Regions from separate parts of the Mus musculus genome. Here all the other regions are linked to region 1. A link is a loop called in an ENCODE intact Hi-C map of the cell type or tissue named here. Cell type or tissue: heart. All regions are shown on one strand. Region 1 holds the start of Ints4 (integrator complex subunit 4). Region 2 has its middle 2.9 kb from the start of Gab2. Region 3 has its middle 6.4 kb from the start of Gm32945. Region 4 holds the start of Clns1a (chloride channel, nucleotide-sensitive, 1A). Region 5 holds the start of Usp35 (ubiquitin specific peptidase 35).

What was found. Peaks named below come from ENCODE experiments on the same cell type or tissue, not always from the same donor. Only the 100,000 strongest peaks of a DNase experiment are listed, where the experiment ranks them.
Region 2: a loop joins it to region 1, with 4 times the contacts of the local background. A loop is called at or near these places in 2 of 42 quality-filtered maps.
Region 3: a loop joins it to region 1, with 4 times the contacts of the local background. A loop is called at or near these places in 20 of 42 quality-filtered maps.
Region 4: a loop joins it to region 1, with 12 times the contacts of the local background. A loop is called at or near these places in 11 of 42 quality-filtered maps.
Region 5: a loop joins it to region 1, with 3.0 times the contacts of the local background. A loop is called at or near these places in 3 of 42 quality-filtered maps.

Annotation. Positions count from the first base shown.
Region 1 is chr7:97,478,284-97,483,283 of GRCm38, forward strand. Ints4 (integrator complex subunit 4) reads left to right here and starts at 2,673. Exons shown (of 23, transcript NM_027256.2): 1 at 2,673-2,867. The coding sequence starts at 2,814. In heart, a CTCF peak has its summit at 2,956; a DNase peak (open chromatin) is centred at 2,668; H3K4me3 peaks cover 1,839 bases; H3K27ac peaks cover 1,093 bases.
Region 2 is chr7:97,076,302-97,081,301 of GRCm38, forward strand. No RefSeq gene overlaps it. Among named protein-coding and RNA genes, the nearest start is that of Gab2, 2.9 kb to the right of the region's middle. In heart, a CTCF peak has its summit at 2,936 (motif pointing right); a DNase peak (open chromatin) is centred at 3,060; H3K4me3 peaks cover 328 bases; H3K27ac peaks cover 338 bases.
Region 3 is chr7:97,422,579-97,427,578 of GRCm38, forward strand. No RefSeq gene overlaps it. Among named protein-coding and RNA genes, the nearest start is that of Gm32945, 6.4 kb to the left of the region's middle. In heart, a CTCF peak has its summit at 2,448 (motif pointing right); a DNase peak (open chromatin) is centred at 2,453.
Region 4 is chr7:97,693,854-97,698,853 of GRCm38, forward strand. It overlaps Clns1a (chloride channel, nucleotide-sensitive, 1A), which reads left to right and starts at 2,804. Exons shown (of 7, transcript NM_023671.2): 1 at 2,804-3,016. The coding sequence starts at 2,877. It overlaps Rsf1os2 (remodeling and spacing factor 1, opposite strand 2), which reads right to left and starts at 2,614. Exons shown (of 3, transcript NR_154552.1): 1 at 2,259-2,614. In heart, no CTCF peak of the experiment used is centred here; a DNase peak (open chromatin) is centred at 2,788; H3K4me3 peaks cover 2,119 bases; H3K27ac peaks cover 1,951 bases.
Region 5 is chr7:97,329,599-97,334,598 of GRCm38, forward strand. Usp35 (ubiquitin specific peptidase 35) reads right to left here and starts at 2,511. Exons shown (of 11, transcript NM_001177412.2): 1 at 2,239-2,511. Kctd21 (potassium channel tetramerisation domain containing 21) reads left to right here and starts at 2,725. Exons shown (of 2, transcript NM_001039039.3): 1 at 2,725-2,773. In heart, a CTCF peak has its summit at 2,564 (motif pointing right); DNase peaks (open chromatin) are centred at 1,463, 1,893, 2,633 and 4,043; H3K4me3 peaks cover 1,987 bases; H3K27ac peaks cover 1,264 bases.

The DNA.
Region 1 (5,000 bases):
GATTTGCATATATAAAGTTCACTGTGCAGACAAGGAACCCAATCCTTGGATAGAATAGTCCAATTTTTTGATAAGTATGCAATGGCAACAAAAGAAGGTTCCCAGATGGTAATCCAGGACCCCAAGGCTTAGCCCTCTTTTTTATACATGGAGAGAGAAGGGATGAGTTAATTCTGGAAGATGGAGGAGAACCTGTTGAAGCATGAGAGCTCTCTGAGGGGAAGGTGGGGAACAGAGAATAGGGGTCAGATACTACGGGGTGAAGGGGAACCACTGCTGAGTTGAGAAGTCAGAGATCCTGAACCAAGTGGGAGGGTCCATTGGGTTTTTTATTAACCATTGAGCATGAGATTATTAAAGTCAGAATAAGTTGGGCACAGATGATTCTTTTTTAAGACATCAGAGATAAGAGGCTTAAGTCCCCTTAGGCTGTGGGGAGAGTGGGTACTGAGCCTGAGTGATATAATTGGTGTGGTTCGGTGAGGCTGGTAAAGCTGCCTCCTTACACTTACAACAGGGGAACAAAAAAGGTGTAGGTCCCTAAAATACCATCAGGATTAAATAGATGGTTCCAGTGTCCAGAAGGACGGATATGACTTATATTATTATGGCTAGCACAGGCTTGCCTTACACTTGCTATAAAGCTTAGGCTAGACCATAGGAGAGCTTTCTATTTCAGTCTCTCTGGGATTGGGAGTACAGGTACAAACCCACCAGCCAGTGGTTTTACAGTGTCTACCAACTTGGATTAGATAGAACATTCAAATATTGGAATGATAAAAACAGCTAATATTTACTCAATGTACCGTTTGCTAATTATTTTCTTTGACACGTTGTGTGCTCTGTTTCCTTCTCTTTCTCAGGAAAATGTACTTTTTAAAAGTTAGATGAAAAATCCTCCTGCGGAAAGTTGGTCCTTTTGAACCACATTCCTTTATCCAGCACTTTGGTTGCTCTGTAACAAGCCATTTAGGTATCTGTCTTTGCAAGCCCCTTGAGGTGCATGAAGAGTCAGGCCTGCCCCCACCCCCAGGGACCTTCAACCACCAGGCTCCACCCACAGAACACCCAACAGCCAGCCCCAACTCTAGAGTTAAAATAATTTTTTTTAAATAAAAAAAGCTCGAGTTTTGAAGTCCCCCCAATCCTCACCCTGGAAAGCTCCCCACACACCACCCCAGGAATCCTATATAAACCCTGTTTCTCCTCAGTCCTCTGCTGTTTTTTTTTTTTCAAGCATTGGCAGTCAGCCTTCTGGGATTTTCCCTGCCAACAAATCTCGTGTGAGGTTTGTTGTGCAATGTGACTTTGTGGTATTCCTTGACTCCTAACTGCCAGGACACCTTTCCATCTGAGCTGTAACACAGTCTTCCTACGTATAGTATAGGATAAAGATAATCTATGTGTTTTTGGGTCCTCTGTACCTACCAACTTCCTGTTCCCTCCTCTAAATGTCCCATGTTTTGGTTAAAAAAGTAAAGAACAGGTGAGTTGTAAAACTCAAGAGCACCACATATCTCAGATGCAGGGTGTTCTTGTTTCTGTATTGTTTCATTACACTGTAAGCATGTTTTTGTTAGGTAGGGATTATCAGTATGCTTGTCGTGGAGGTCACTTGTTCAAGTACCAGAGTCTTAAAGGAGTGTTGTGTTAGAATCTGACTCCCCTATTTCTGCCTTCACTATTCACTTTAATATGGGTTAAATAATAACAGCAATTCCATTCTTATTCCTTCCTTCATTATTGATCTTAACAAGGGTTAAATAATAACAGGAACTCTATTCTACTCATTGTTCATGTTCTAGACTTATTTCCAGGGTCTTGATATTTGTACTTGCATTTTTTAGGCAAAATGAGATTTATCTTTCTATTATGTAGACTGTTTTCCAAAGAAAGACTACAAAGACCTTCTGAGAAGCAGACTTAACTTGAAAAACAAGGTTTTCTGAAACCTACCAACTACAATGAAGTTAAAAACCTGTAATTGAGTTTATGCTAAATGCTAATCATAATAAAGTTCCCTTTTTATTAAGCTTTGCTTGCTTGCCAAAGTCATAAAGAACCTTTGTAAGACTTTGAGGACACCTCATCCTTCTACTGTGGGTGTGTGTGTGTGGGTGTGTCTGTAATGGTAACATTTTTGCCTTTCTATATCTCAGTGTTGGCTCCTGGTTTTTGACACCACAACACGTGGCTTCATCCTCAGTCTCAAGATTCTTTTTCACTGTTTCCCAGCTGTCAGAGGAAGCATTAGTCTCTTCACCAGAGATTCGTGGAACACACTGACAGTCCTGATAGAGACTTGGCTCCGGGTGGACCACCAGCATTCTTAAATCTTCAGACTTGCAGAGTAGTACCATTCAGAAAAATGATCTTAAACCTTTCATTGATTCAACAGGAAGATTCTTGGCTTTCTTTTCTTTATCTTTCCGTTTTTCTTCTTCTTCTTTCTTATTGATGGATAACTTCTAAATTACTGTAACAAAGTAAAACGAACTTCGGGGAGGAGCTGGAACTATGGCAACACTCACCCTAAGATTCTAGCAGGGCACCTCCAGGATACAGCTCCGGGTTTTGCCTCCAGCTCCCACCAGCCCCGCCTTTTACTCCACCCATCTTCCAGGATGCACTCTAATTTCCGTCTCCCAGCAGTAGCGGCAGCCAATCGACTCACTGGGCAGTGGAGCTTCAGGAAGAGGCCTCTCTATCCAGCAACCCCACTGCTTTGTGGGATTGCAGCGAAATCGGTGCTGTAGAAAGGTTTCTCTCCACGTTCTCAGCAAGTACAGAAGCCGAGAAGGTCCGGTGCAGCCATGGCGGCGCACCTGAAAAAGCGGGTGTATGAGGAGTTCACTAAAGTGGTTCAGGTAAGCGCTGGCAGAAAAAGCCATGGACCAGTCTGCGCGGGAGGGTTGTCCGCACCCAGGCTGTTCTCCAGATCAGCGCCTAAGCTTGTGTGTAGCCGGCTTAGGTTTAGGTTCCTAGGCTGCGCGTCAGGCAGGGGGCGTGTTAGGTCGAGGCCGCTGTTCTCATGTGTACTCTGACTTTGGGGTTTGTTGTTGTTGTTGTATTTAAAGTTCTGGGACTAGAATTCGGGGTCTTAAGCATGCTAACTTATCACTCTATCCCAAAGTCACACTCCCAGCTCACTTGATAAAGACAAAACAAAATCATTGGGACAACGTGCTGTATAGTTTTAAAAACTGTCAGGTATCTTATTTTAATGTCTCACAGCTCGGTTGTGCCAGATCGGTTATATTTGCATTCTCCTGTCCTCAGTTGGTGGCAGAACTCCTCTTAACTCGTGTACCTCTAACTTTCAGAGACAAGTTGAGCTGTATGCAAAACCCCAAGCTGACTAAAGGTCTGTAGAATTCAAGGCTCAGACCAAGCAGGCAAGAGTCACAGGACGGCAAACCTATCATCCTCTCTCTTTTAAACATAGGTGGACCAAGAGAGCCCCTGTCAGAACTGTCAGTGTGCTCCACAGTGTCTCTGTAGAAGCGATGTATTCTGCTTCTTAAATTTCCATATGTACACAGATACATACAAAATATACGCGTCTTGAGGAATACTTAAATTTTTTATCTTTTTTGTAGTAGGGGAGATTGAGTGTAGGGCCTTATGCATGCTGAGGCATGTGGTCTACCACCGAGCTGTTACAGATCTCGCTCTTTTAGGGAGTTTGTTATGATGCAGATTATGTTCAATAGGTTGGTGGTGTGAGGCAAGATCTGCATTTTGACCAGGCCCGGGGGTTTATGCCAGTGGATCCCCAGCAGTCTTAGATATTTAGGCAGAGTGGTCTCATTAAGGAAAAAAAAAAATTTTTTTTTTCTTTGAGACAGGGTCTCACTATGTAGAGCAGGCTGATCATGAACAGGAAGGAATCAGCCTGCCTTTTCTTCCCAAGTGCAGGGATTAAAGGCTTGCATCACCATGCCTGATGGAAAATGACTCTTAAACCTTCCATTCATTCATTAATTCAACAGGAAAAAATTAAAGTATTTTCAAATACTTGAGTGATTTCTGTGTACCATGTGTGGTAGGAAGTCGTTGTCTATCAGAACCCCTGCTTTTGGGGAGTACATAGTCTAACTGGAGAGCCAGGGCAGTGTCTCTGTTATCGTCACAGAGAGAACTACACTGGCGAGTCGGTATTCTTCCATTCTCCTTAGCATTTTCTCCTTTTCCTAAAGCCCAGCTCTAACTTTCAGTGATCTCATACTGCCGTCTTCTCATGTTTGTTTATCGGCTATTGGTAAATTGGCTTTCTCTTTATTCGTCTTTCTTACAAAAGCTTACATTTTTTGTTCTTTATATTATATGCATGAGTGTTCTGTCTGCATGAATGTCAGTGTATCACGTGTGCAGTGCCAGAAGAGGGCATCAGATCCCCTAGAACGGAAATTACAGCCAGTTGTGAGTTACCAGGTGGGTGCTAGGAGTTGAACCTGGGGCCTGTGCAAGAGCAAGAATTCACTCTTAGCCCCTGAGTCATCTCTGCAGGTCCAGCTCTTTTTTTTTTTTTCTTTTTTAAAACCAAAACAAAAACCAAGGTCTCAGCTGGGGTGGCCCACCTCAGAGGGGTGGGGATGGGGGATTGGCACATGCCTTTAATCCCATCATTAGGGGGCAGAGGAAGGTGGATTTCTGTGAGTTTGAGGCACGCTCCAGAGCAGCAAGGACTACACAGAGAAACCTTGTCTTGGGGAAAAACAAAACAAAACAAAACAAATAAGACAAGGTCTCATACAGTCCAGGTGCAGTGTCGCTAAGGTTGAATTTTAAACCTCCTGCCTCCACTTCCTGGTTTATGCTGGGGATTGAACCTAGGGACTTGAGCATGTTAGGCAAGTACTCTACAAACCGAGCTACGTTCCCAGCGGCCCTCGTGTATAACTGAGCATTGGCTTTAATTAATATCTTACGGTTCCTTTTTTAATGTAGTAAGTTCTGGACTTTTTGAATGAGTCAAGGGTCAGGAAGCTTTCCTTACT
Region 2 (5,000 bases), 400 kb before region 1:
TTCTTCTCTAAAGTTGTGTCACCATGATGCAAACAGCTAATGCAGCTACTTTGTGAGGCCCTATCTAAAAAATTAAATAAAAAGCTGATTAGAAATCATGTGTTTACATAATGTGTCTGTGTTTTATGTCTTTATCTTTATGCTGTAAATAACAATGGTGTGTTTGTGAGCATCTCCAAGGACTCTGTATTCAAGGACATTAAATTAATTGATAACCTGAGATGGTCTGCGGGTGGAGGACGGATGAGTATTTACTGGCGAATACTCTAAAGCAACCTCCTCCCTCCCAGAGAGCCAGTTTTGAAAGCATTCAACATCCTCTCACAAGCTTTGGGCCAGTCATCTTGGGAACCTGGAAAGAAGTACTAAATGAGGTCGGGGGATCAACTGAGGACTTTTTAATTCCATACAAAACGAAACGTACAGAGCGACAAGCTGCAGACTTACATAGTATGGAATGCAACTTGTGCAGGGGAAGTGGTGTTTCCTTGGGGGTGGGGGGGCTTGCCATTGGCCAGGCAAGCCTAGCAGTTCATAGCTTAGGCCTCCAACCCATGGCAATCTTGCTGTTTATTTCTTGAGTGCTGGATTACAAGCATCATGAGCCATCACGCCCAAAAGAGCAATCTCTGCTCATGCTCAGTGAAGCCACTTTGAATCAGGGGATGTGATTTCTCCTCCTTTCCTAGTTCTGTGAGAGTAGAGAAGTTTAGTGCTAGAACTGAAGTACTGTTAGTAAAGCCAGGCATTAGAATAACCAGAAAGATTCAATGCTTACTCCCTAAGAGGAAGAAAACTGGATTTGGAAACCAAAGGTTAACAGAGTTGGCTCTCTGGAGCCTGAGGGTATAAGCCAAAAGGTCAGAGGAACTGTGGATTTTGAAACTCCTCAAGAGTTACAGCTGTTAATTAGGTCAGCTCTGTAGCCCTAAACTACACTCTTAAGCTATACAGTCATCTTCATGGGTCAGGGGCCCCTGCATCTGCTCAGCCTGTCCATCTAGGCAGTGGCTACAGTAGGACTTCTCTAGGATTCTGGGTGTTCCCAGTAGTCCACAGTCATCCTTGTCATCCCCTTTAAAGGAATGACCATGTATTGTGAATCTGGCCTCAAAAATTAAGATATACTCCTGCCCTCAAGGAACTCATAACTGGTTGTTTGCAGTAAAGAAAGTGTGGTAAGTGCTGGGGAAGTGGGTCTTGACGTGTCTTCAAGGTCTAATTTGAGCTGCCTCTCTGTGGAGCAGGTAAGGAGCTGGTCCTTGTTTGTAGAGCCCAGTAGTTTTAGGAGACTGTGGCAAGTGGGTTTGCAGCAGGATCTGTGTAACAGTGATGTTGCTTTGGCCACCATAGCAAAAGATAATCTAAAGAAACACTAATATGCCTCCCTCCTTTGAGCTATCAGATCATTAAAACAATGGAATGAAGACATGCAGGAAGAATGTGTTAGCCAAAGAAGGGACTTGCTTCCTAGCAAGAGAGTCTATACAGGGGGACAACTTCCAAGATAAACTGGAGCTAAGACAATGATTGGCCGGTGATTGATAGGACCACACCTGGTTAGTTAGAATTATAACTATAATTAGTAGAAGTAACTTAGTTACTTATGCCTTTTACCCTCTATTTAAACCTAAGCCTCAAGTCAGTGTTCTCCTTGGGGTTAGGACTTGGGGTTAGGAGTTAGGTCACTGTAGCTTTTTGTTTCTCAGTATGGCCACTCTGGATACATTTCCTTTCTCAGCTTTTCACCATTAATGGTCTCTTTATTGTCATATGAGGACAGATGACTGTAGCTTGCTAAGGTTGCCAGGGACTAGGTTTTCATCTAATGACTCCAGTAACACTGTCATCCTCAGCGCTGTTGAAGCCATGTCCTAGGAGGCTAATACCACAGAAGAAGTAACAATGGTCCTTTGTTTGTTTTGTTTTCCAGTTTTTGAGACAGGAGCTCACTATGTAGCTCTGGCTGTCTTAGAATTCATTGTGCAGACTAGGCTGGCTTTGAACTCACAGAGACACACCTGCTTCTGGTTCCCAGAGTGCTGGGATTAAAGTCATGCATCATGGTGCCTGGCTGGTGATGGCTATTGACAAAGGTAAGAGTGGAAAACTGGACTAGCTTAAGCTTTTCAAAGAAGTTTATTTAACAATTCATAGAGAAGAAACCAAATTAAGTCTTAATCACACCCCAAGCCCACCATCCTCAGCCTTGGGTAATCAGATGGTAAGTTGATGAGGGTAATAAAGTTGGTTCTAAACAACCAGGAGGCACCCAACAAACATCCCTGAGAGGTGTGTGTCCCGAAAGTCACCAGCTGAGATGGCTCATCTGCTCACACTGACTGCACAGGCAGCACTCTGCTCTGAAATGAACCTGTCTTCTCAATTGAAGGGAAGAAAAGGCAGAAACATCCAACCCCACTAGCAGGCCAACGACTGACGTCAAGCCTCGTGAGAATGGTTTTTAATCACTCCAGCCTGGTGTGCAGTTGAGGACAGCTCTTTCCAGCTCTCTCAACCCATTCCTGGGATCCTTCCACCAGCCATGCACCTGCTGCTGGCCACAAATCCTCAGCTTTGAGACAGGCACGAATGCAGGCTGCCTCCCATAACATTCAAAGCCACACTCACCCATTAGAGCCCAGGCTTTGTGGAGGAGATGGCAACAAGGCATAGGTGGTGTCTGCCCACCCCTACCCCCCACAACACACACACACAATGTGTGCTTGTTTTAAATCTCTGCATGACAACCTCCCCTAAAATGTTCATTTCCTGGGAACTTAATGGGAATATGGGATTAATGTCCCAAAGAACTCTTGGGGCTGGCTATTAATTCCTCTTAGGAAATACCAGTGGTCTTTAATCAAAATTGCCTAAATTACAATCTAGCGAAGCATGTCCTTGCAGGGCTTAGGGGTCGGTGTCATTTTAACTATTTCCAATAGATGGCGCCCATCTTCACGTTAATAAATCATTCACATAATTTGTTTTCCAGTTTTTTCTAGGGAGATGGGGGGCTGGGGACACAACAGCGAATGGAGAGGACATAGTGAAAGTCCAGACAGGAACATTCTGTCCAAGGGCTGTCTCCAGGCCTCACGCACTTCTGAGAGTCTGAAGACAGAGCCAGGGAGCCCAACAACAGTCATGCTCCCTGTGTGCAGCTAGCACCTCTGGGCACCCACTAATAAGGACAGACAATGAAAGTCAGGGCAGAAGAGCAGGGGCACTATGTGTAGCCCCTGCTGAGTTTTGGAGAAGGATTGGGACATTCTGAAGATTCCCCAAACCGGAGCTCTGTAACTGTTATATTTCAAGACCCTTTCTGTTTTTGATCACATAACACCAGACTGCCAATTTCATGAACTTAAAAATAACAACCCGTCTTTGCTAAACAAAACCAACCCAGACTAATAGTTGATGAGTCTCCCCGCCTGTGTCTTAAATCTCACAATTCTCGGATTAGTATTCCCGCTCTCCTAGGAGAGGGTAGGGCATATGTCTGCTTGACTTCCATCACAACCCTAGGTGCAGCCAGTCTTTGCAGATTTCTCAGGCTGCAATCCTGGAGATTTGGCACCAGGACTCAAATGTGAATGGAATCAGGGTTGCTTTGTTGTGACTGGGAGTCACTGCCTCCTGGTTGACTTGGCAGACTAAGTATTTTGATATTTATGTCTCACAAAGTGTTTAAGGTCCTGGGAGCCAGAGGTTTTAAAATGGCCATAATTCTAGTGGTGGCTTAAGAATCCCTAAATTAAAAAGTCAAGGGTGATTATGGTCCCAGATACAGCCTAAGCATTCTAGCTTCATGTTCTGTGGAGCTACTCTGGATACTTGAAGGTCAGTGGAATGGGTCAAAGGTCCCTTCATCTCTCAGAGTGACTAGAATTGCTAAGCACAGGTAGGAATCAGCTTTTATAATTGAAATGGTTAAAGATTCCCCAATCCAAACAAAATCTGTTAGACTAAAAGATGTCCAACTATCTAAAATAACTAGCTTTGGTGCACCCAGAGAGAAGACTAAAATAATCCAGAAAACAAAGGTTATGCTGAGGCATTGCAAGATGCTGCCTCTCCGGTTCATGCATCAACCACACAACTCCCTGTTGATAAAGTGGGTTACTAAGCAACTTCATGAGAAACTAGAAGGGAACCTACCTTTTAAATGCTGTTTGGAAAGGTACTTTGTGAGTTAAAAAAAGAACTCTTACCAAAGGTTTTGGTTTTGCTTTTCTTTTTCCTCCACTTTCCCCCTGGAGCACTGGTGTTGGGTGTTTGCTTCCTGGTCCTTTATCTCAACCCTCTCAGCACAAGCCAGTGAGAAAAAGATCTCTATATTCACATTTATATAGGAGAGATCTCTTATAAAGTCAATGAGTGGAAACTCTGGACATTTTTATCACAATTTCTTGTTCTTTTATACCTCCTTGTTTTCCAATTCATTGTGTTCTGCAAAACTTACAGTTTCCTTTTACTGGATTCAGTTTTCCCAGAGGCACTATGGGAGAGCGCCAGCTGGACTTTGTTTCTCAGCAATAAGATCTAGTCCCGTCCAGTCCCCCCACACCCCCCCCCCAAGCACCCTTTGATCTACAGACATTACTGCAGTAATGTCACTCTGGGAAAAAAAAAAAAAAACAGGAGAGAAGATTCCCCTCCCCTCCTCCCAAAACACCTGGATTAGAAAGGCCTGCATTGTGTCAGCTGTGTGGCTTCAGGCTATCTGTAAAATGGGTATAATTATGACCTATCCAATTTGTAAGGCAGTGAAGATAATCGCTGTGGAAGGTGAATGCAGTAAGCTCCCAGCACACAGTATGTCTGTTTGCTGCTTCTCTGGCCTAGAGATGTGAGAGTTAACTTACAGTGAAGCAGGACTCATTTCAGCCAGAATCGGACTTACTGAAACCTGAAACTGTGGGAATGGACAGGAAACCGGAGCAGTCCTTGGATCTCTGTCCTACTCTTCCACGACGCTGGGGAAGAGGGGTTGAGCA
Region 3 (5,000 bases), 56 kb before region 1:
TGCTTTTGCTGGGCTCCCCCAAGTGAAGAACTGGCCAGAGAAAGTTCATTTGGGAAGTCCAGGACACAAAGACCTTACCTGCATCCTTTGCCTTGGTCAGTCCCTTCCTCAGTGAGTTGCCCTTATTTCAGAAAACTGTTGGTCTGCCGCCAAGGGCCAGCCCCCAAGCGAGGACCCTAGCCCGTGTCCAGGGGTGATTGGGAAGCTTTTGTTCGCTCTGGGCAAGTGTTAGGAGGAGTTGTTGGAGATGGAGGCGACCTTGATCAAGATCCATAAACTTGGCTGGGGTGGCACATACCCAGCAGGAAGGTAAGGGCAGGAGGATCTTGAGTTTAAAGCCAGTTTGGGCTACACAACCTATTCTGTCTCAAAAAAAAAAAAAAAAAACAAAAAAACAAAAAAAAAAAAACAAATCAAAGGATCCAGGAGCTCACAAATGAAGCTCAGCCAATAGACAACGTTCTTCCAAACGCTCTCAGGCTTCTGGCCCTTGAGCCACCCCTGGACCTTCTTCCTTTTGAGCTAGGATGTTACAGGGCCAGGCTCCTGTTCTGGCTTCCACATGACTCTGCCCTGCACTGACAGTCTTGCAGTGTGAGGACCCCATTCCTGCCTTCTGAAATATTTCCCATGCTTCTTCAGTCAGTTTTGTATCTCTGCTGTCCACAAATGACCATAAATCTGGCGTCTCAGAGGAACACAGACTTATTTGTTATATTACAGTCTTAGAGGTCCAAGTTCAAGAATGGATCTCACTGGCCTATCAGGGGGGGATGCAGGCCTTTCTGGCTGGAGGAGGGGATGCATTTACAGCTTCTAGAAGCTTCTGTGTTCCTTCATCAGAAGTGCCTTCTCTTCCTGTCACAGCCTTGCTCCCTCCTCCTTGTTGCCTTCTTTCTTTCCCCTGTTCTGACTTTCTTACCTGCTTCCACTGAGCACATCTGGATAGTCCCAGATGCTGTGTCAGTGTCTGCTGATTAGCCATTGTGTTTCCTTCTGCATCCTTAAGTCCCCTTTGGCATGTAGGCCGTCATAGTCCCAGGGGTTAGAGGACAGAATCTTTAAGGTCATTATTATGCCTGCTGTACTCTTGCCTCTTAGAATTCTGATTTCACAGCCTTTCATATTTACTTAATTGAAGCTTTGAGTTGAAGTCCAGCAAATAAGGGAGGGCAGAAGTTGGCTTTGGTGGAACAGGACGAGGAAGGCTGTGTGGGTCATTTTACATTAGCCCTAGGTCACCTCCAGAGAATGAGGAGATGTCACAAAGTCTGTCCAGAGAACCACCTGCTGAGTAAAGTCCAAAACCTTGTTCTGGCCTCACTGGCCGTCCTGACCTCATTTTCTGCTAGCAGTGAACTAACCTGACCTCACCCCGGTGTCAAGTCCTGGCCTAAGTGGAGGGACATGTGCCCACAAACGTGTATGTGCACGTGTGTGTGTGTGTGTGTGTATGTGTGTGTGTGTGTGTGTATGAGGTCTGCTTGTGTGCACATGAGATGTGTTTTTAGACTCATAGTCATCTGCTTGTTCACTGATGGCAGCTGGTAGGAGAAAAATCCTCCCATCTTTCCAAAACCACTCATGGTTGGGACCCCTGGAAGCCCAGAGGCAGAGGCCACCAGGGAAGGACAGACAGACAGCACACTAACAAATGTGCTGTTTCAGTAGAAATGGTTGAACACAAAGGCACAGGCAGATGGAGATAAAAAGTGCTTACCTTAGCTTTGCAGTTTGGAGAAGTTTCCGGAAGGATTAATCACTTGGTGGAATTAGCAATACAGAAGAAGTTGGGGATAATCTTTTTTTTTTTATTAAAGATTTTATATATGTGAATATACTGTCTTCAGACACACCAGGAGAGGGCATTAGATCTCATTACAGATGGGTTTTGAGCCACCATGTGGTTGCTGGGATTTGAACTCAAGACCTCTGGAAGAGCAGTCAGTGCTCTTAACCGCTGAGCCATCTCTCCAGGCCGGGAATAATCTTAAATTCAGAATGTTAAGGAAGAATCAGCTGCTTCCTTTCTTCCTCTCTCCTTTTCTCTTTTCCTTCCCTCCATATAATGTACGTATCCACACATACATAGGCACAGACACAATACTATACTACATATTCTCTCTCTCCCCCTCTCTCTTTATCTATCTATCTATCATCTATCTACACACACAGACACACACAGACACACACAGACACACACAGACACACACACACATATATATATACCATACCATGAGCTATATACATGGCATAGTATGGCATAGTACAAAAGATCTATTATAATTTTTCTGATTTCTTCTAGCTTTACATTATCTCCGAGTATATAAATATTCAGTAAATGAAAACTTACATATGGCCAGGCCTACTGTTTAAACTAATCTGGACCAAACGCCTGTGTCCCGGGAGGACACTGCAAGGAGAGAGCCGGCCGCTCTGATTTCTGCCAGCAGAGGGCGCTGCCGGACAGCTCTGTGGGGCTCCGCGGAGACTATGCCTCCAAGACACACCACCCGTAAGACAAGAGGCAGTAGGAAGGAAAACGGCTAAAATCCATCTCCTGACCTCAGAGGGAAAACTGAACTCCCTGAGAGAATTTTTCAAAGCTCTCCTGGCTTGCCCTATGTAACCAGGGAGTAGAAGCTGTCCCCTCACCTAACACCAGGAGAACCTTTAAGGAAACCACCTTCCCATATTCTGTGGGGTCTGGAATCTGGCTGACATCTGAAAAGCTGGCCTCATTCTGGGAACTGTGCCTCTCCAACTGGTGACCACCTTTTGGCATTTAAAGCTGAAATGCCACCCCTTCCAGGGATCCCCTCTCCTGACACCCCGAAGTTGTCCCTCCACTGTGGTTCTACACTAAGTATTTTGAGATGCTGTCCCAATATAAATTCGCAGTTGATTCTGAGATTGTTAAAGACAAGGATGGTGGGTTTTGGCATGTTTAATCTTTTTCATAGGAACACACGCACACGCGCACGCGCGCGCGCGCACACACACACACACACACACACACACCACTAAATGAATAAATTTTTAAAAAATCAGAATCATTTATAATCCAATTCTTCTTTTTAGTACTATAAAAGGACCAAGAGTTTCTCCCTTGCCTGCTCAGCCAATCCTACTTCCATTGACAATGCTAAGAAAGCGATCTGATTCCTCTTTGTGCACTCATGCACACACACACACACACACACACACACACACACACAAACACACACACAAACACACACACTCACTCACACACTTCCGTAATTTATTCCGTGTGTCTTCATCTCAGTTTCCATTTTCACTTAATCTTGAACATCTTTTGTATAAGTGTGCATGCTAAGTTGTAATTTGGTGACAGTATGCATGTGTGTATATAAACGTGTGTGTGTGTGTGTGTGTGTGTGTGTGTGTGTGTGTGTGTGTTGGCTGCATCTAAATATCATACATACAGTGATCCCTGAGGAGAAGTTGGGCCTAAGCTGGGCCTCGGGGCCCATGCCTACAACCACAGCACTGATGAGGCAGAGCAGGGGACAGGAACTTTCAGGGACCTTGGGCTACATGGAGAACTCCCTTCCTCAGTAAAGCAAACTAACTCTCTTCTGGGTGGATTAAGCAATAATCTCCCATCCTTCCCTCTCACAAGTCTTGGTTATCAATAATCTACTCCGTGTTTCTGTCGACACCTCAATTCCATTTAATGCATGAATATTATTCATAATAGGAGACATCATTGGTTTAGCCATTCTCTGATAATAGATATTATATTAAGGACACATGTACAAAGGTATGTGGGTGTACATGTGAACACACACATGCACACACACACACACACACACACACACACACACACACACACACACCCTTGGGTAAAACAAACAGTGCTATAACACTGTTGCCCACATGGGACTCCCGGGGATGGTTTGATAGAAGAAAGTCTTAGAAATGGGCAGCAGAGCCAAGTGAGCAACCCTATCCTTAACATGAAGATGCCTGACCCCATCTCAGATCCTCTGGTTTAACAGGGATGTCTGGGAGTGGAGGCGTTTATCCTACACCGTGGGAAGCATGGTTATGCTGGCCTGCCATACTGCTGGGCTCCCTGCTTGGAATCCTGAGCCTGCCCATATGGAGAAAGTCTGCTCCCCACGGCCATTGTGTATCTGATGAGTCATCCACCCAGTGTGACAGGGCGTGGGGTGGCAAAGCCTTGCAGGCAAGCTTCATGGAATGTGTGTTTCCAAATCCTAGGAGCCCAGGCTGCTTACATGGCTGACCATGGGCTAGCGCCCAGTTCTGTGATCTGTTAGCACTTCCTTGGAAGAGGCCAGCTCACCTTCCTCCAAATTCGGTCCTAGCACAGAGATGGGCCTGGTCTGGCTGATCTCTCTGAAGAAACAAAGATTCACAGAGAGGTGGTAGGTGGAGGACAAGGATCACCAGAAAGGAAAAGAGAGAGAAAGAAGGGTTGGCTCAAGGGAGAAAACGTTGAAAGGAGAAGGAAGCAGAGAAGCGAGAAAGAAAAGGCAGGTGTACAGAGAAAAGTGCCAGACAAAGACGTGAGTTAAAGCAGTAGAGGGGAAGCCAGCCCTGGTGACACACACACTTTTGCTGCAACGTTTGTGAGGCAGGGGCAGGTGGATCTCAGTGACTTCATGCCAGCCTGATCTACATATAGAGCTCCAGGCCAGCCAGTGAGACCGTGCTGTCCCCCTACGCAAAAACAAACAGACGAACAAACCACTGAAACAAAAATAGCGGAAGAAGGAAGAGAACACAGGAAAGAAAGAAAGGGACAGAAAGAAAGAGGAGACTGGAGGAGCGGAGAGCAGGGCTGGACTCCAGAAGAAAGCTCCTATATCCGATCCATCAAGACACAAAAGACAGCTTGGGGGAAGCCCTGGCTTGGCTGTAGGTCTGACTGTCAGGCAACCTGGCTTACTGTAGCATGTCCTGCCAAAGACAAGTTTATAGGAGCCAGCTTTCCTGAGTACTGAACTCAG
Region 4 (5,000 bases), 220 kb after region 1:
TTCTGACAATAAGTTCAAGGTTATTCAAAGTCTAAACGACAATCAGAGAAAGAGCACTAAGAGGATGTGGCCTAGTGTATACATCACTAGTGCATACAGTCATCTCTAGGGAAAGTTAGCTAGAACCTACAAGACAAGCTTGTGGTACAGACCACCTTCCCTGTCCAGTACCTCTTGCCCATTTCAGAGCCACCTGACTCAGTTTCCATCTTTCTAGCCTAACCCCTAGAAGATTCTAACCCCTGTCTGTGTCTGTGACCTGGTAGCTTTCCTATTGCTTTTGAGCCTTTCTCTTTTCAGTTCTCTTTGTCTCTCATCTCCATTCTTCTGAGTATTCTTCTTTATATAATGTTCTTCTCTGAAGCATGAAAGAGATGGGTATGTTCCTATTTAATCTGTCTTCTAATTATCTCTTGCTCGACTTTCGGTGTTTAAAATGAACAGGTCATGGAATTATTAAACTGTATTTAAAAGTTCTTACAAAAATGTCACTAGTTTCTAAGAGAAATTCCAAGAAGCCAGCAGGCTCTGTGGCAACAACTGAATTCCACGGTCAGAAACTGTTACAGAAAGCTGACACAACAGGAGAGAACACCCTCACACTTCGGTTCTCTGATTTTCTATTACAAGCCTGTTTTGTCTGTTCTTTAACATTTTATTTTCTAGTGGGATACCTGTCGTTGTACTATGACCTCTCCAAACAAATCATTTTATTCTACTATAGGGGCCAAAAATAAAGAACATAATAATGATCAAACCTCATTAGAACATGTCCCTATGTTCTAATAGTAGTAATTCTGGTCTAGTAAGAGTGGGTTTGTAAGCCTAACTCTTACTGTTACCCAAAGGCAGGAACCCTTATAACCTCTTATCTTTACGGGGCTCTGTCAGTTGTTTCCAGGTGATGGTTTGCATTAAAATGCTGGAGCCTGGCACCCAGTGCTTGGAGGGATCTTCTTCACAGCTAAGATTTCTTTCTTCACTTAGCACCTTGTATAAAATGTCTTGCCATTGGGCTATTACAATGTAAATGATTCTGAAGACTAAGACAAATTGATGAGAAACTACTATACTGGTTCTTGCCAGTTTTCTCTGACATACATGGGGGCTCCTTTTCTGAACCAAGCACTGTTTGTTTCACCAAATAAATGTCTTAGGGAATGTCTCAGATTAACCATTTCTCCAATCAGACTCATAGGCTACTCTTTTTAAGTACTGGGGATTCAACCCAAGCTAATCCAGCAAGAACTCTATCTGCTACCCTTGGAACCTACCTTGAAAACCTCTTTCTGAAATCTACCACTTAGAAAGCACACCTACTCAACGTTTTAAACTGGAAATTTAGAAACGATATTTAACCTCTCTTCTTTGTCTATTCTTGTCTTCATCGTCACAAATTCTTCCTCTCAATCTATATCCACATGACGAGGATTTTAACCTTCAGAGAGTTCTAGAATCTTTTCTCATCCCCTCCCTTACTCCACTCCCACCTTCTCATTCCTGTTCAGGGGACCTGCCTCCTAGTCTCACTAACAACAAACTAAATTTTAAAACGTAACACTTGGAACTGACTGGAGACATGGGTCAGCTTGTGAGACTGCCTAATGCCTTTGCAGATAGGGTCACTGCGCCCAGGCAGGGTGGCTCACACCTGACTGTATGTAGGTAGGTATATACATATATGTGAGGAAAAAAATCTTTAGATTCCTCTGTTGAAAAGAATCCAAAGGGAAAAAAGGAGGAAGAAGAGAAAGAAAGATAAAACTGCTATCACATCCTCCATGTATGTTATCCAACCTAAACAGCCTTAGCCCCATAGATATTACAATTCTACAGCCAAAAAAAGTGGAGTCTAGAGGTCAACTGACTGAATTCCATCCACCAACTCTAGCTTGTGAGTTTAATGCCTCAGGTCCCATCTGTTAAAGTGGGTAATAGAAAATGTGTTCATATTGTGTATCATAAAGAAAAAAATTAATTGAGCAAGTGTGGTGATGGGTGCTCATAGTAGTACCAGTAAACTGGAGTTCGGTGCAAATCGATTATGTATTGGAAGCCAGCCTGGGATACTTAAAGAAGCCCTGTCTCAAAAACCACGAAGGAATCCATGAAGAAATATAAGAGGTAAAGTCCGTATGCTGTGTGGTCTATAGGTCTCTGTTATGGGTTTCTATTCACCAAACCTGTAGGTTTTCACTGCTCTTATTCACTGGGACCTAGCGAACAGGGAAGGCAAGGGTTCCTAACCAGTGGCCTACCTTTCCCTCGGGCAGTCTTTTGACTGTCTTGCTGCGCACTGTCCATCATTAATGTAACCTTTTCGTGCTCGTGGCATGACTCGTGGGGATGGGGCGCTCGATCTCTCCGGCGACGTGGGGACTAAGAGGTCTGGTAAATGGCTGTGTGAACCCAAGGAGAACAGGCCTGACGAGGCGGAAGCAGGGTAGACTCGTGCACCCAGCCGGGAGACTTGGGATCTCCAGATGCGTGTGGATTTTATTTCTGTGAGTCCTCCTTCGGCGAGGGACTCCTGGGGCCTGGGTCCCTTCCCGCTTTTTGTTGGGAAAGGCTTGGTATTCCTTATACATCCTCTCTCGGGGTTTGCTCCTATGACCTTCAAAGAGAACCACATAGAAAACACTCGATTATTCTAAGCATCCTTAGAGGAGCGGGAAAGGGGAACCGATGCCACGTGACAAAAGCCAGCCGGCTCGCTGCGGACCTCTGAGTTGCCTAGAACATCCCGTCTCTATGGTCAACCGCATGCTAAGGCCCTCGCTGAGAAAGTTGTTCTTCCGGGCTACGACTACTGCTTCCGGGGCAGCTCCGTGCGAGCCGCGATTGCGGTACTCGCCTCTCTCGGTTCGCGTGGAGCGATGCTTTCCCCGGCAATGAGCTTCCTCAAAAGCTTCCCGCCGCCTGGGTCGGCCGACGGGCTCCGGCTGCAGCAGCCAGACACCGAGGCTGTGCTGAACGGGAAGGGGCTCGGCACCGGCACGCTTTACATCGCGGAGAGGTAAGGTTGGGGGGCGCCGACCAGCCGGCCGGCGCTATTGTGCGGGCAGGGTGGGATTGTCCCCTCCCGAGCTCGGCTGGTTCTGTCCCCTAGCCCGCGTTTCTCCCTAACGACCTGTGCGAACCGGCCTGTCTCCTGCAAGCCTGGCGCGTGGTCACGTTGAGTTTTGAGTCTGCAGAGCCTCGGTTAGTTTTTCCGTGGGCCTAGCTTTCGGAATGGTCGTGTCAACTAGACGATTTCCCTGCGTGGAATATGTAGCTCAGATTGTGACGGGTTACGACGTTTGGTTAATGAGCTGGGATGTTCTGCTTCAAGTGTGTGTGTTTGTGGGGGCTGGGGGGAAGGACCATCTTCAGGCCCACGCAGGGCGGAGTCACAACCAGCCGAACCCGACTCCTGGATGTGCAGGTCCTGGAAGGAATTCTTCTATTTCACTACCTGCAGGATTCAGTACTTTCACAATAACATAGACATGCCACTAAAATACACACTACATACACGCTCATACCCTCCTACCCCCACCCCATACCTTCCTGTTCACCCGCCCTCCCTCCCCATTTCTTTCCTTTCCCTTCCTCCCTCCTTTCCCCCCTCTTTCTTTCATTCTTTCTTTCTCTTCTCATTCTTTCCTGTCTTTCAGAGTCTCTGGTTTACCTTTTGCTATATTCTATTTGTTGGCCACAAAGGAAATCCTCTGCTTTTAAGAGCTCGAGTTATAACATTGCTCCTGCCTAGAAAATCCAGGCTATCTCGTTTATTTCACCATCAGTAGATTAGTAATCTTAATTACATTCAAAGTCCCTTCTTTCATGGCACTGGAAAACAAATCTCTTGGGGACCAAGATTATGCCTACTACAGAGCCCAGGGTATAAACGTGTAAAGAGCTATTTGTTCAGAGAACAGTGTGGATAGTGGGACTGGGTGTTTAGACACCGACTAGAAATACAAATGTGGGTGGGTGCGCAGTTTGGTTGGTATATGTGTTTGGAGTAGCCATGAGGGAGAAAGAAAAGGGATGGGAGGGAAGAAGTTGTGAGATTCATTCATTCATTCATTCATTCTGTAAGTTCTGTTACTCTAGAGAACCCTGACTAATACACATGGGCAAATAAAATGGATCTTGTCAAAGTTAGGAATATATCTGTGTTCCACCACTCCACATGCAGAAGAAATTGTGGAGATCACCAAAGATCTTACTGCTTATACCCAGCAGATGTTTTCCAGTTTACAGTCTATTTCTTCCATTCCTTCTCTCTCCTAAGTCTTCTTTCAAAAGACTTGAAGACTCTTGAAGCATGTGTCTCTCTAAGGTACTTTCCCTGGCCTCTCTTCTGGGCTATATAGCTGACTACAATGGGTATGTAAACACCTACTTATTGATTCCAAATCTGCCTTGTGTTGCAGGATGTTTGATCACACTGTAAACAATGAGATTGTATACTAGATAAAAACCTTTTTCTAGGTGTGGTGTGGCACAGCCTTTAGTCCACATCTTTATTGCCTCTGGCTGGAATACAGACAAGGCCTTAGTACACACCTTGAATCCCAAATAGTGAAGGTAAAGTTAGTTTGTGGAAGGAAGCACCATGTTTGAAAGTGATGTCTAGTTGAGTGGCAGAAAAAATGATCAAATCCGAGAAAGATTTGACCAAATAGGATACGCCCAACCTTCGGGAGAAAAGAGGAAAGGAAAGCTACTGGAGAGAGCAGTTCAGAGAGAGGAAGGAGGCGGTTTTACTGGGACAGTTGTACCGAGACAGGTTAGAGAAAAAGAAGGAGCCAGAAGATCAGGACAGATTGCTAGAGTTACCTTGATGTCAAGCAGAACAATTCAGTCAGAAGCTGAGAGAAACCCGATTGAGTCAGTCAGCTTGGAGAGGAGTTTGCACCAGAACAGCTGAGTTAAACCAGCCAGTTAGAGCTTTGAGAGAACAGGAAAGGGTGAGTTTATTCAGCAGTAAGTCTAAGTCTATAAATATTCTA
Region 5 (5,000 bases), 150 kb before region 1:
CACCCCCACTCCCCCAACCCGCCCCCATCAGCTTCTCTTCACTCCTTGCCTGGACTAGGACAGTAGTCTCCTGAACCTCACTCACTCTCTCATTCGATCCATCCTCCTGTCACAAGGCCTGGAGGACAGCAGTCCAGATTTTTAATTGCGCTGGACACCACCTCCATGGTAGCCTTGGTGACAGAGAAAGAGACCCCTTCAACTCTCAGCCTCTGAAACCCAAATGGAAGGTGACTGGCCACTTACCTCTTGGCCTTTCCCCAGCATGGCTGATGCCCTTGCCCAAACCCTGAGTCTGTGCCCTCAGCCTGCCAGCCTGCCAGCCTGCCAGCCTGGTGTCCAGGCACACTCTGTGTGGATGCTCCAGGAACCCGGGAGAGGGAACACCCCACCCAGAAGGCCCTGAGCCTTCATCTGTCCCTCATGGATAACCCTTGGCATTTCAGCTGTGTGTTGACAGTCCCCTGCTTGTGCTTCGGAGAACCTGGCTCTTCCCTATCACCATGGGGGTTAGGGGGGTCCTGAGCTCAACCTCCATCACCTCCTCAGCCTCTCTCCCTCAGCAATGCCATCAGATTAACCTCATTTCTGAAAAGTTCCCTCTTGCCTGGCTACTCAGACCCTCAAGGCCACTAGGCCCCTCAGTCAAAGCCCATACTCGAAAGCCTGCCACTTGGGCTGTCTATGTGACACCACACTGATATTAGGCATAGATGGAAATTGGAGAAAGGCTGTTTTGTTTTGTTTTGTTTTGTTTCTGTCCTCTCTATGGGAAAGGGCTTGCCTCTTCTTTCCTGGCTAATTCTGACTCATCCTGCAATGCCCAGTTCACAAGCCATTCCCTGTCCCTCCACAGAGCGAGTCTCTAAGCTCCGGTTCCCAGGCCGCCTTGGCTCCTTCATCCTCTGCAGTCTAACTTGCTCCAGCACGCTCTCTCTCCTACCTGGCTAGGGTCTGACTCTGGAGGAAGTAGATCCAATCCTGTTCTGTACACAGCGCCCAGGATGATAGTGTGCCCAGGGGCAGAGGTGGCCATGTATCTAGGTGTGCCTAGATATTGATGAGAGACATTTGGTAACAAAACGAGATAAAAATCAAAGATGTGACCAGAAAAGTAGTATCCAGAGACAGAGTTACCTTGAGGCCAGTCCCTGTCCCTCCTCAGCCTGGGCCTGGACTCTAATATCCATGACCCTTGAACATCTGCGAGATACCTCACAGAGGCCAAAGAAGACTCAGCCATTCCAGAAATGGCCCATACAAACAAGGCAGAAAAAACAATAAGAAACCCCAGCTCCTGGTTAGCCCCTGGATCTGCTGTTCCCAGATCTCCTCAAAGGGGAGGAGGGAGGGTCTGCAGGTCCCTGCCCTGCGTTGGGGAGGAGGGGGTTCATCTGCTGTCCTCTCAGCCCCTCACATTCATGCCCCCACACCCTGACTCCTATGGACGCCAGGGTTCACTCGGGTCTCTTGGCAGCAGAATGTGTTTTAACTCAGTGTCTTACCAAGGCAACCCTAGCATGGCACCCTTCCCCCTAGGAGGCCTCGACCAGCCCCAGGCTGGGTCCTGGAAAGACAGGAGTGAGGGCTTTGCTAGTGACAGGCAAGAACAACCCTGTTACTGAAGAGGAATTAGAGAGATGGAAGAGAAGATGAAGAGAAGTCCCCTCTGGGACTGTCCACACTCGCCCCTGATTACAGAGCCACCACTCACTAACCTCTGCTAACCCAGCCCCCACTCCCAGCCCAGACTTTCTCTGAGGGAGGACAGGCGCTTAAGCTTCAGTTCTGCAATCTGCAAGCGATGTCAAGGCCCCCGGACTCCAGGACAAAGATGATCAGACTGCCTCTGGATCCTCAGTGTCTACTCCAGTTGGGCCCCCTCTCTTCCTTCCTTACGCCTGTTTAGCCCAGACTGGGGGTTCTCCGCAAAAAGATTGCCAGGCGTCATGGTTCTAGTTGTGGCTGCTCTCAGGACTGAGAGGTACAGAAGCTGGAACTACTCAGTTGATGAAGGAGATGGTTAAGGCTCAGAGAGGGGCAGTTAGAAGGCCAAGGTCACACAGCAAAGGCCCAGAAGCACCTAGATCCCCCACCTTCCAATCTCGTGCTCTCAGAGTCCTAAAGATAAGTAAGGAGCACTCGAAATGTCAAGAGTGCAGACACTGCCCCCGCCCCCCGACATGAGCACTCAAACACCCAAAGCCCCCTTAACTCCTAGACTTCAGAGGGCCTTACCTTAGAACCCACTCCTGGGCGGGGCGCATGGGCCGGACTAGACTAGGCTGGGCCAGTCGAGGTCAGGGCGGGTCCTCCGCTCCCCTACCGAGGGGTCCCAGACCGCAGGGATGCTGCTGCTACTTTGTGATGTCCAACTCCACCCACCCCGCTCCGCACAACCCTAGATGGACCTGGGCAGTGCAACTGCGCGGTCTCAGAGCTGCGGGACGGAACTGGGAGAGGGGTGAGGTGCGGGGAAACGGGGCGGAGCCACAGCGGGGGTTACCCTGCGAGCTCCCAGTCGGGCCGCGTCCCCTTTAAGGCCAGCTGGTCCCAGTGCCGGCGGGGCGGGCCAGTAGGGGGCTGGCTCTCCGCGTAGCCTCCTGGGAGGTGGAGTCCGGGCCCGGCACGCGGCACAGGAAGGAACGCAGAGGGGACTACAAGTCCCGGCGGCCAGCGCGCGGCCCGGGACGACCCGCCCCTGCCCCAGCCCGGCCCACCCCCTAGCGAAGCTGCGCTGGCTGGAGGGGAGGCTGCCGAGCGAGGGCAGGAGGTGGGTGCGGTGCGCAGGGGTTTCGGGGAGGGCTCTGGACCCAGCGGACGCATACATGTCTTTCCGGGCACCTGTCCTGCCGTGAAAGGTCATCTGTCGCAGCCTCGCTGTTCTCATCTGTGAAATGGGGTAGCCCCGCCCGTGGCCGCGGGGGAGGGGCGCGTTTCGGGGTGAGGGGGTAGACCGAACCACCTGAGGGGCGGGGCTGGAGAAAGGGATGCGCTGTGGGAGGAGCCTTTGGTGGGTTAGGAAGAGGAGCCGAGTCTCTAGGTGAGAAGGGGACCTCTTGTTTGATCAGAAGGGACCGGTTCCAGAGCTGAGGAGTGGGTGCTGGGTTAGGTGGGCGAGCGCGAGGCGGACCACAGGGATGACAGGGACCCCTCCCAGCTCTAGTGAACCCAGGGCGTGTGGATGTACACAGCACCATTCTTTCCATGTGACTAGAAATAAAGAGCCCATCCCTGGAGCTCAGTGCGTCACACACATACTCATTCTACTCACATCCCGCCAAGGCCTCACCGTGATAACTGTTTCCAGTTGAGCAACACACCTGATAAGTGACTTGCCCCCAAAAGCCTTCAAAGACCCTGCCTTTCTCTGCCCACAGGGGAAACAGAGGTTTGGTCTGGGGTGACAGGAAAGAAGCAAGCATTGTGATGCCCCACCCATCCAAAGTTGTGCTCCAGGACCTGTGCCCTAGCACTTTCAATGCCCAGCTACAAGGCAACCCAATGCCCCACCCATCCAAAGTTGTGCTCCAGGACCTGTGCCCTAGCACTTTCAATGCCCAGCTACAAGGCAATCCAATGCCCCACCCATCCAAAGTTGTGCTCCAGGACCTGTGCCCTAGCACTTTCAATGCCCAGCTACAAGGCAACCCTTCTATGGTGTCTTCAGGCTGGAGCTATTTGAAAGCCCTTTGTTTACAGTTATCACTGTTGGGAGGAGTGGGAAGGCCACAGGAAGAGAAAGCTGAAAGGAGGTGTGGGTGCCTGAGGAAAACCACAAGATGAGCCAGGGTGGCTAGGGAAAGTTCTGCCTGCGGTTGAGGGATGGTGTTGGGACCATCTTCAACAAAGCATTTCTGTGCAAGCAAGGAAATGCCTCAGGTTGGGTGGTCTCTTCTTCCAGCCCACCCCCACCCCGCCCTGATGGGCACAAATCCCAGTGCCCCTTGTGTGAACTGAGGGGAGCAGCCTGTAGGCCTCTCAGAGATAGGACAGGGCAAGGTGGCCGTCAGCTGTTGGGTGTGAAAGGATGAAGGGGAAGTCTGCAGAGCTCTGGGCCAAAGCCCTATCCTGGAGATCACCCTGGGTAAGGCTGGGAAGCTGCTAGGTGATCGGCAGTCGTCACTCACTTGAACCCGGTGCTCTGTCCCTTCCCCTGCACAGTGGAAGCCACCATGGCCTTGGCAGCATGACAGCCAATTAGACATTGTCCTACACATTTGATTCCAAAGTGAAAATTCAAGGGAGTATTTTCAAAATGAAAAGTTTTAAAGTGTTTATCTCCAAAACAGGGACATAAATAGTCCTGTTGGTGCACAAGTCCGGGAAGGTGAAGATAGGTCTAACTAAACAAAGTTAAAAAAAAAAAAAAAAAATGTCTTCCCTACTCCCTGCCCAGCCCCAGTTTCTGGGGATAGCAAGGGATTTCTTCAGCAGGGAAGCCAGGCTCCTACTTAGGTTAACTGTGCTAAGTACTGAGCATAAAGTACTGTGCTAAGTACTGAGCATAAAGTGCTTTGAGTCAAAAAGGATGGTGTGGGTGCTACAGGTGAGGCTTGGCAGCCTGATGAGATTTTTCCTTCAAAATCCTGGCCAAGGGGAGGCTAGAAGTCAAGTTGCAGAGGAAGGGAAGGGCCTGTCATGCTGGTCTATAAAGCCTACGAGAGTGTCTATTTCATGAGGCAGTGGTGGCTCTCACCTTTAATCGCAGCTCTTGGGCAACAGAGGCAGGCGGATTTCTGAGTTTAAAGCCAGCCTGGCCTACAGAGTGAGTTCCAAGACAGCCAGGGCTACACAGACAAACCCAGTCTTGAAATACAGAAAGAGAGGAGAGAGGGAGGGAGGGGGGAGTAGAAATTAGCATGTTGAGTAACTATCACAGTTTGAACTGTCATGGTTTTCCTGGCCGCCACCATCTTCCCTCGGAGAGCCTACCACAAACACTGACTCTGGGCAAAGACCATATGCTGTCCTCTACCCCAGAAGTCCCATTGGTTCTC